Linked DNA regions of Mus musculus: region 1 is linked to region 2. The links are chromatin loops, found by intact Hi-C in ENCODE. Cell type or tissue: heart. All regions are shown on one strand. Links, peaks and the distances in the headings refer to the core of each region. The heading gives the core; the rest is flanking DNA.

The links. A loop is a pair of places that touch in the nucleus more often than their neighbours do. Peaks named below come from ENCODE experiments on the same cell type or tissue, not always from the same donor. Only the 100,000 strongest peaks of a DNase experiment are listed, where the experiment ranks them.
Region 1: a loop joins it to region 2, with 9 times the contacts of the local background. A loop is called at or near these places in 35 of 42 quality-filtered maps.

What each region holds. Positions count from the first base shown.
Region 1 is chr7:74,369,660-74,372,970 of GRCm38, forward strand. All of the region lies in intron 2 of Slco3a1 (solute carrier organic anion transporter family, member 3a1), which reads right to left. Among named protein-coding and RNA genes, the nearest start is that of Slco3a1, 180 kb to the right of the region's middle. In heart, for the core only: a CTCF peak has its summit at 1,724 (motif pointing right); a DNase peak (open chromatin) is centred at 1,742; H3K27ac peaks cover 775 bases.
Region 2 is chr7:75,109,274-75,112,584 of GRCm38, forward strand. No RefSeq gene overlaps it. Among named protein-coding and RNA genes, the nearest start is that of 4930533N22Rik, 81 kb to the left of the region's middle. In heart, for the core only: a CTCF peak has its summit at 1,563 (motif pointing left); no DNase peak of the experiment used is centred there.

The DNA.
Region 1 (3,311 bases), core at 343-2,842, 740 kb before region 2:
ATGCAAGAAGATGCCACTGGTGGGGCAGAGGACGGAACCATGAAGTCCTATACGAGGGAAGCCCATCCTAATACACAAACAAGAAGGGCATGGAGTCCTGTGTGTGACTTCAGTCACCTTCACAGAGCTTTTGTTTGTAGAGGCACTGAGGTCCCCTTTGGTTTCCCATTGTCCATACCCGCAGCCTCCAGAAGGGGGCAACTGAGAGACAGAAAGACCTAAAGTGGGCCATTTAGTGGCAAGGCCAATAAGTAGTCTTAGCAGTAGTCAGTGAAGCAAAGCAGTGATCCAAGCTTATCTTGATAGAAGCTGGGCTGCTTCTGCCCACATCTGCATATTGATGCGTTGGCTATAAGCTGTATGTCAATGCTAAGCTGTTACTGCTGTCTACATAGGTTTTCCAACCCAGCAAAGAAAAACTTCTCTCATTCCCCCTACCTTTCATGACAGTAAGACCACATGCCCCTTAGATGACTGGCCTCCATGAACCTGTGTCGAGGAGATTGAGTCAAATGACTTTCCTCCACAAAGGTGAGAGCATGTCATGGCCCTCTCCCAGAGCCCTTGGGTTCCACACTTGAATACACCTCAAAATATGACTCTATTTGGAGACAAGCCCTTAAAAGGGGCAATTAAACAAGGTTCGGATGATGGGTTCTCCATCCTGATTACTTTGCATATAAGAGGAGATTTGGACACACAGAACGACACCAAGGCCACACGCATAAAAGAAAGATTGTGTGAATACATGGACCATCTGCAAGGCAAGGAAAGGGGACTCAGTCTCCACCCTTGCCTATACCTCCATGTTGGAATTCAACCACCAGGACTGTATAAGTAAATGTCTATAATTTAAGTTTATAGTATTATGTCTTAGAATGTCATATGTCATATGTCTTAGAGCCTAGGTGAACTTCCTAAGCTCCAGAAAAGCGGCTTTCCCACCCAAGGTGGCAATTTCTCTAGGAGCGTTACCTGCTGGAGTGGTCCCATCTGCCGATGCCTGTCTCTCTGTGCATTTTCAATGTACTTAAGACGCCGCCATGAGTTTTCTCCATAGTCTTTGGGAGATGGCATGCTACACAGTACTGTGGTGGAGTCCACCAAGCTTCATATTGCTGCAAGGGCCAGCTCAGGTCCTTGGAAGTCCGCAGAACTCAGTGTCAGAGATCAGGTTCCACCCTAGTGGGAAGGACTCCTACAGGTAAAACTGAAGACCGGATAAGTACTCCTTATTCAGTCACTCTCATGCTTACATGTTCACACAGTTGGGACAGGGTGACCCGAGGCTGTCTTCACCGTAGGGAGCAGAAGCCCACGGCTACCTCAGTTTAACCCTCAGCAGGCAGCAGTAATTCAGCATCCAAACTGATCCTCAGTAAATGCTTTCTGGGTGTCAGGGCTTTGAATACTGTTTAATCCCCACAATAGCACCGAGACATACATGAAGACTGTGACACAGGAACATTTGGGGACCAGCCTGCAGGCAAGGGGAAAGGGTGGCAGAATGGCTTGACCCACAGACATTCTTCTAGTAAGTTCTTAAGGGAACAGTCTCTCTGTAGGGCTCTGAAAATGAGGCTTTGACCACAGCCCAACTGTTGTTGAGACCCCATGTCACGAGGGAGACTGAACAGGGGTTCCACTTGGGACAGGCTTGCCCATCTAATCCACCTCAGCATCTCCTTGGGAATAGTGGCAAAGAGCAGGTATCTGAAGTCGTCACTAGAGGGAACCAGAAGCCTTCATATGACAGAGACTGTCCCCTCTCTGATGTGGAGCATGCTCTCCATGGCAAGGCTGGAGGGTTACCAGCTCCTAGGAAGGTGGCCTGCAGCCTAGAGGTCACCAAGGCTTGGGTGATTATTATTATAATAACTGCTTGGATATCTGCAGTTATTAGTGAATGTCTTCATCAAATGCCTAAGGCAGGAAGAGAGGTCCTTACCCCAACCGGCTCTAACCTTGCAGTCAGCACTTATCTAGATCAGCCTTTGGAAAAGTTAGCAACTCAAACCCTCCTCTTTAAAAACCCTCAGGGTGTTGATAATTCATAATCAACGCTCAGAATGACCTAGTGTATCTATAAATTCTGGGTATATTCTCTAAAAGTAGGCTGGAGATGCCAGGCCAGGCAGGAACAGGAGCAGGAGCTGGGGCAGAGGTCAACATTCTGCTGAGTGCACACTGCAGGGTGAGACTGCTCCAGCTCCGTGCTGAGGCAGGAATCCCACCATCAGAACAACTCTGCACCCAGAAGCATTAATAAGCAACAGGGGCTAAGCTGCAGCTGCAGAAATTCCTCCTGGCTAGGAAGCAGGGCTGATGTCTCCAGGCCCCAATGGAAAGAAGCAGACTGGAGAGGTGACAGCCAGGTGAGCCAACTGTAGGGAGCAGCTGTGATCTCGAACCTTCCCAACCCCACCTACAGCAGTGCCGAGATGCCAGGCGTTTTGTTTGAAAAACTGTGGCAGAGAGTCATGGCGTGTGTGAAATGCTAATTTCACCCTGATTTATCACCAAGAAGGACAAGGCTGTTTGCTGACATGACAGACTGGGTGATTTTTGAAGCCTGGCGAAATCCTAGGATGGGTTATTAAACCCTGGATTTATGTGTTCTGTGAGCAGGGAGCTGTTGCTGTCAGGTGTAGACAGAGTTCAGCAAGAGAAAGTCAAGCCAGACCGACTTCATTTCCTCTGTGGTTTTCTGATAGGGTCAGAGGCTGATTAGAGCGGCAGAAAGCCATAAACACATTGAGTGGGGAGGCAAGTACAGACTGGACAAACCGCTTGCTCAGCGCTTAGGAGAGGAAAGATGCATAGGGTCAAAGAAGAGCTAGCTGAAGCATGTTGAACAGGCAAAGCAGGTGTGTGTGTGTGTGGGGGTGGTGGTGGTGGCCAAGCAGAATGGGGTTCTGTGACATGCCTGGTAGCTCTCTCCTATCCTGCTTTCTCTATGTATGCCATGAGACACATCTATCCAACATGATCACTTGAAGACAGAGCACAGATCTAGGATGAATAATCGGCTAAATCCATGGACAGGAGAGTTGTGGTGTACCCACCGTGTACATGCAGGCCTTTTGCGGACAGGCTGGTGAAAGTATGGGGCACTAGAGCTTCCAGGTAGGGAGGGTTTCATTAGACAACAGTCTTGGAATACAACCCAGTCAGAGAAGCAGTTATCCCGAACTCCAATGCAATTTTGATGCATTGACAGAGTTGGGGCAAGGAGTGGGCCCCTTGATCTCACATGAAAAGCCATATGTCACTGAGATAGGGCCATTGCCACAATGGCTTATCCTCTGGAC
Region 2 (3,311 bases), core at 318-2,817:
ATCCACTGGTGTCCTGTTCAGGAATTTTTCCTGTGTCCATGATATAAAATACCTTGGTGTGACTCTAACCAAGCAAGTGAGAGATCTGTATGACAGGAACTTTAAGTCTCTGAAAAAACAAATCGAAGAAGATCTCAGAAGATGGAAAGTTCTCCCATGTTCATGGATTGGCAGGATTAGTATAGTAAAAAATGGCTATCTTGCCGAAAGCAATCTATAGGTTCAATGGAACCCCCATCAAAATTCCAACTCAATTCTTCACCAAGTTAGAAAGGGCAATTTGCAAATTCATCTGGAATAACAAAAAACCTAGGATAGCAAAAACTATTCTCAACAATAAAAGAACCTCTGGTAGAATCACCATCCCTGACCTCAAAGCTGCACTACAGAGCAATTATGATAAAACCTGCCTGGTACTGATACAATGACAGACAGGTAGATCAATGGAATAGAATTGAAGACCCAGAAATGAACCCACATACATATGGTCACTTGATCTTTGACAAAGGAGCTAAAACCATCCAGTGGAAAAAAAGACAGCATTTTCAACAAATGGTGCTGGTTCAACTGGTGGTCAGCATGTAGAAGAATGCAAATTGATCTATTCTTATCTCCATGTACAAAGATCAAGTCTAAGTGGATCAAGGAATGCCACATAAAACCAAAGACACTGGAACTTATAGAGGAGAACGTGGGGAAGAACCACACAAGTCTTATGCGCACTTTCTTGCATCCAATCTTCTTTGCCTGTGCTCTGGTTGGTATCCATTCCTGGGTGGGCATTGTTCTCACCCTAGAAATTCAAACTTGTGGTCATGTTCCAGACTCTTTGTTTAAAGCTTTTCTATGTTAAATATAAAGCAACTGGGATCAAGTAACTAGTCCTAGACCTCAAAACCTTTCTCTAGATGATATAAGTACACTCACACCCAAGAGACTGTGCTGGGGCTCCCAAGAGGAACTTCTTCTGGTCTATGATATTACCTTTTCATGAATCAGCTCAGCTGTGGGAGGAAAAATGTCCCATGATGATGGCCATTACGATGACCATCAGCTAGGTCAGTGGCTATCTGGTTTTTAAATAGAGCTATGTCAAGAGCCTCCTCCCATATGTGTAAGAGTTCAGGCTTTGAGGGGAGGTCTTCTTGCTTAAACACATTATTCTCATGAATTTCCAGGGATACCCAAAGGGTTTTGTTATAAGAAATTAACCAATGTCAGGAAACAGTAAAAAGCTGGTGAAATAAGCCTAGGTTCAAACTCAGCTGTATACTATGGTGCAGGGCAGGTCCACACAAATGTTTAACAAATGGTTACTGATCTACAATTCCTCCAGAGAAATTTCCTTATTTCAGATCTGAGCAGACAAGGAGTCTGAAGGAATTCCTTCAGAAAATGTCTTTTGGAATCGTCTTCACATTCACAGATATCCTAAAGAATAGAGTGATGGGAAATAAACATTTCCCCAAGGCTGTCTTCTTCTGCTGGATAGGGACTGGGTGACAAAGCTAACCAACCTCCGAGTAAAGACTGTCTTGCATGGTCCAGGTAGCTTCTGCCCTCTAGTGTTTGTATCGGAATAAAACAGCCTTAGACTTAAGTTTTTAATTAGCCGCGTGCTTCAGCAGCCTTGGCAGGTAGCTTCTCTTTGGAAACACTGCCAGGAAGGTTACCTCAGTGGAGTTGACTCATGGTGCCTCTGAAGCTTCCAATCATCCCATTCACACTGTGCTTCCGTGCTTGCTGAAATACGGAAGGCCTTCCATACCAGCTAAGATGACCTGAGCACCATGCTGCTGAAACTTTACAACCACCCAAACCATGAGCCATAGATATCTCTTCTCATTACACATTAACTGTCAGCAAAATTCTGCTATAGAACCACACAACGGACGAAGGCAGTCGTACGAATATACTTTCTCCTTTCTCAAACACTGGCACTATCTCCCACCAAAGAATAAAATCTGTTAGCCCTTCAGATCTTCTCTGTAGAGCCCAAAACTTTGCAAACTTAGGACATGACTTTGGAAGGAGGAGAAGGCAAAAGATCACAACCATGCGTTACTATAAATGATAAACCATCAAACTTCCAGGGCCCTTTCTGGTACCTTGTTCTGTTTACCCCACCAAGAACAACACATGGGGACATTTCTAGTCTACTAAGATTGCAGAGCTCCAGGATTCATCTGGGCCATGATTTTGCATAGAAAAATAACCTGAAATAGCTCCACTCTTGACGCTTAAAGTGTACTTACCTTCCATGTTACTCTTTGACCCATTTAAAATAAAGAAAATGAGAAATTTGCATAAGGTATCTGATAAATATTTCAGTCTTTAAAGTATCTTTTCCTGTCTCACGCCTATGTTAAAATAGCTCAGATTCAATAAATAAATTAGGCTTTAAAAAACATGTATATGTACATACTTAGCATGTATATTAGACAAAAAATTGTATGTCTCTCTCTGTCTAGTATGTGTGTGTATTATATGAGACATTTTTCCTGTTTCTGTATGTCATAAGTATCTACATTGTGTTTCCCACAATATAATTTTTAAATGTTGAGCTTCCTTTCAAGCCATCTATTCATCACCCAGGATGGGCACGCACACAGTCAGAGTTCCGTATGCAACATGCTTTCTCTGGCTCACTAGTCACAGCTGAGCAACACACTACCAAAATGCTTTGACAATCATGAGCTATAACAATGTTATATTTCCACTGTTCAAAGTGAAGAACACAGGTTGTTTTTAAAGGGAACCTTCTGAAAACCATCAGAACAGTGCCAGTAAACACGTCCCATGCATTCTAACGGAAGCGCTCCCACTTCAGGACTCTGTGGATAAGTAAAAATTGGCAATGCTTTGGGAGGACTTTAACCAATGTGACTCCTTTCCCATCCATTTGACAATTGCTTAACAGTTTGTTTTCTATTCATTTGAAAACCATTCTTTTGTGATATGATGCTCTTGGTAGGCCATTTTATTTATTTACTTTTAGGCTGACAAGTCCAAGTTACACGTATGTATGGTGCAACATTCTCTGATCTATAGACCTATAGATCTATAAATCTACATGACGATGAACTACAGAGACAATGACAGTCCCCTAAGATTAGGTTGCCTGGTAACTCTATACCTAGTTTTGCTTGTATGTGCACACACTCTATTGTTTGCACAACTTCAGAACTGCCTAACACTCATTTCTCAGCATGCACCTCTTTCCCTGGCTAAGCACATGCATATGTATACATTGCCAGGTGGCTAACTCAACCTATTTAACTCTACACTAATCTTTTTTTTTCCTTTCGCTA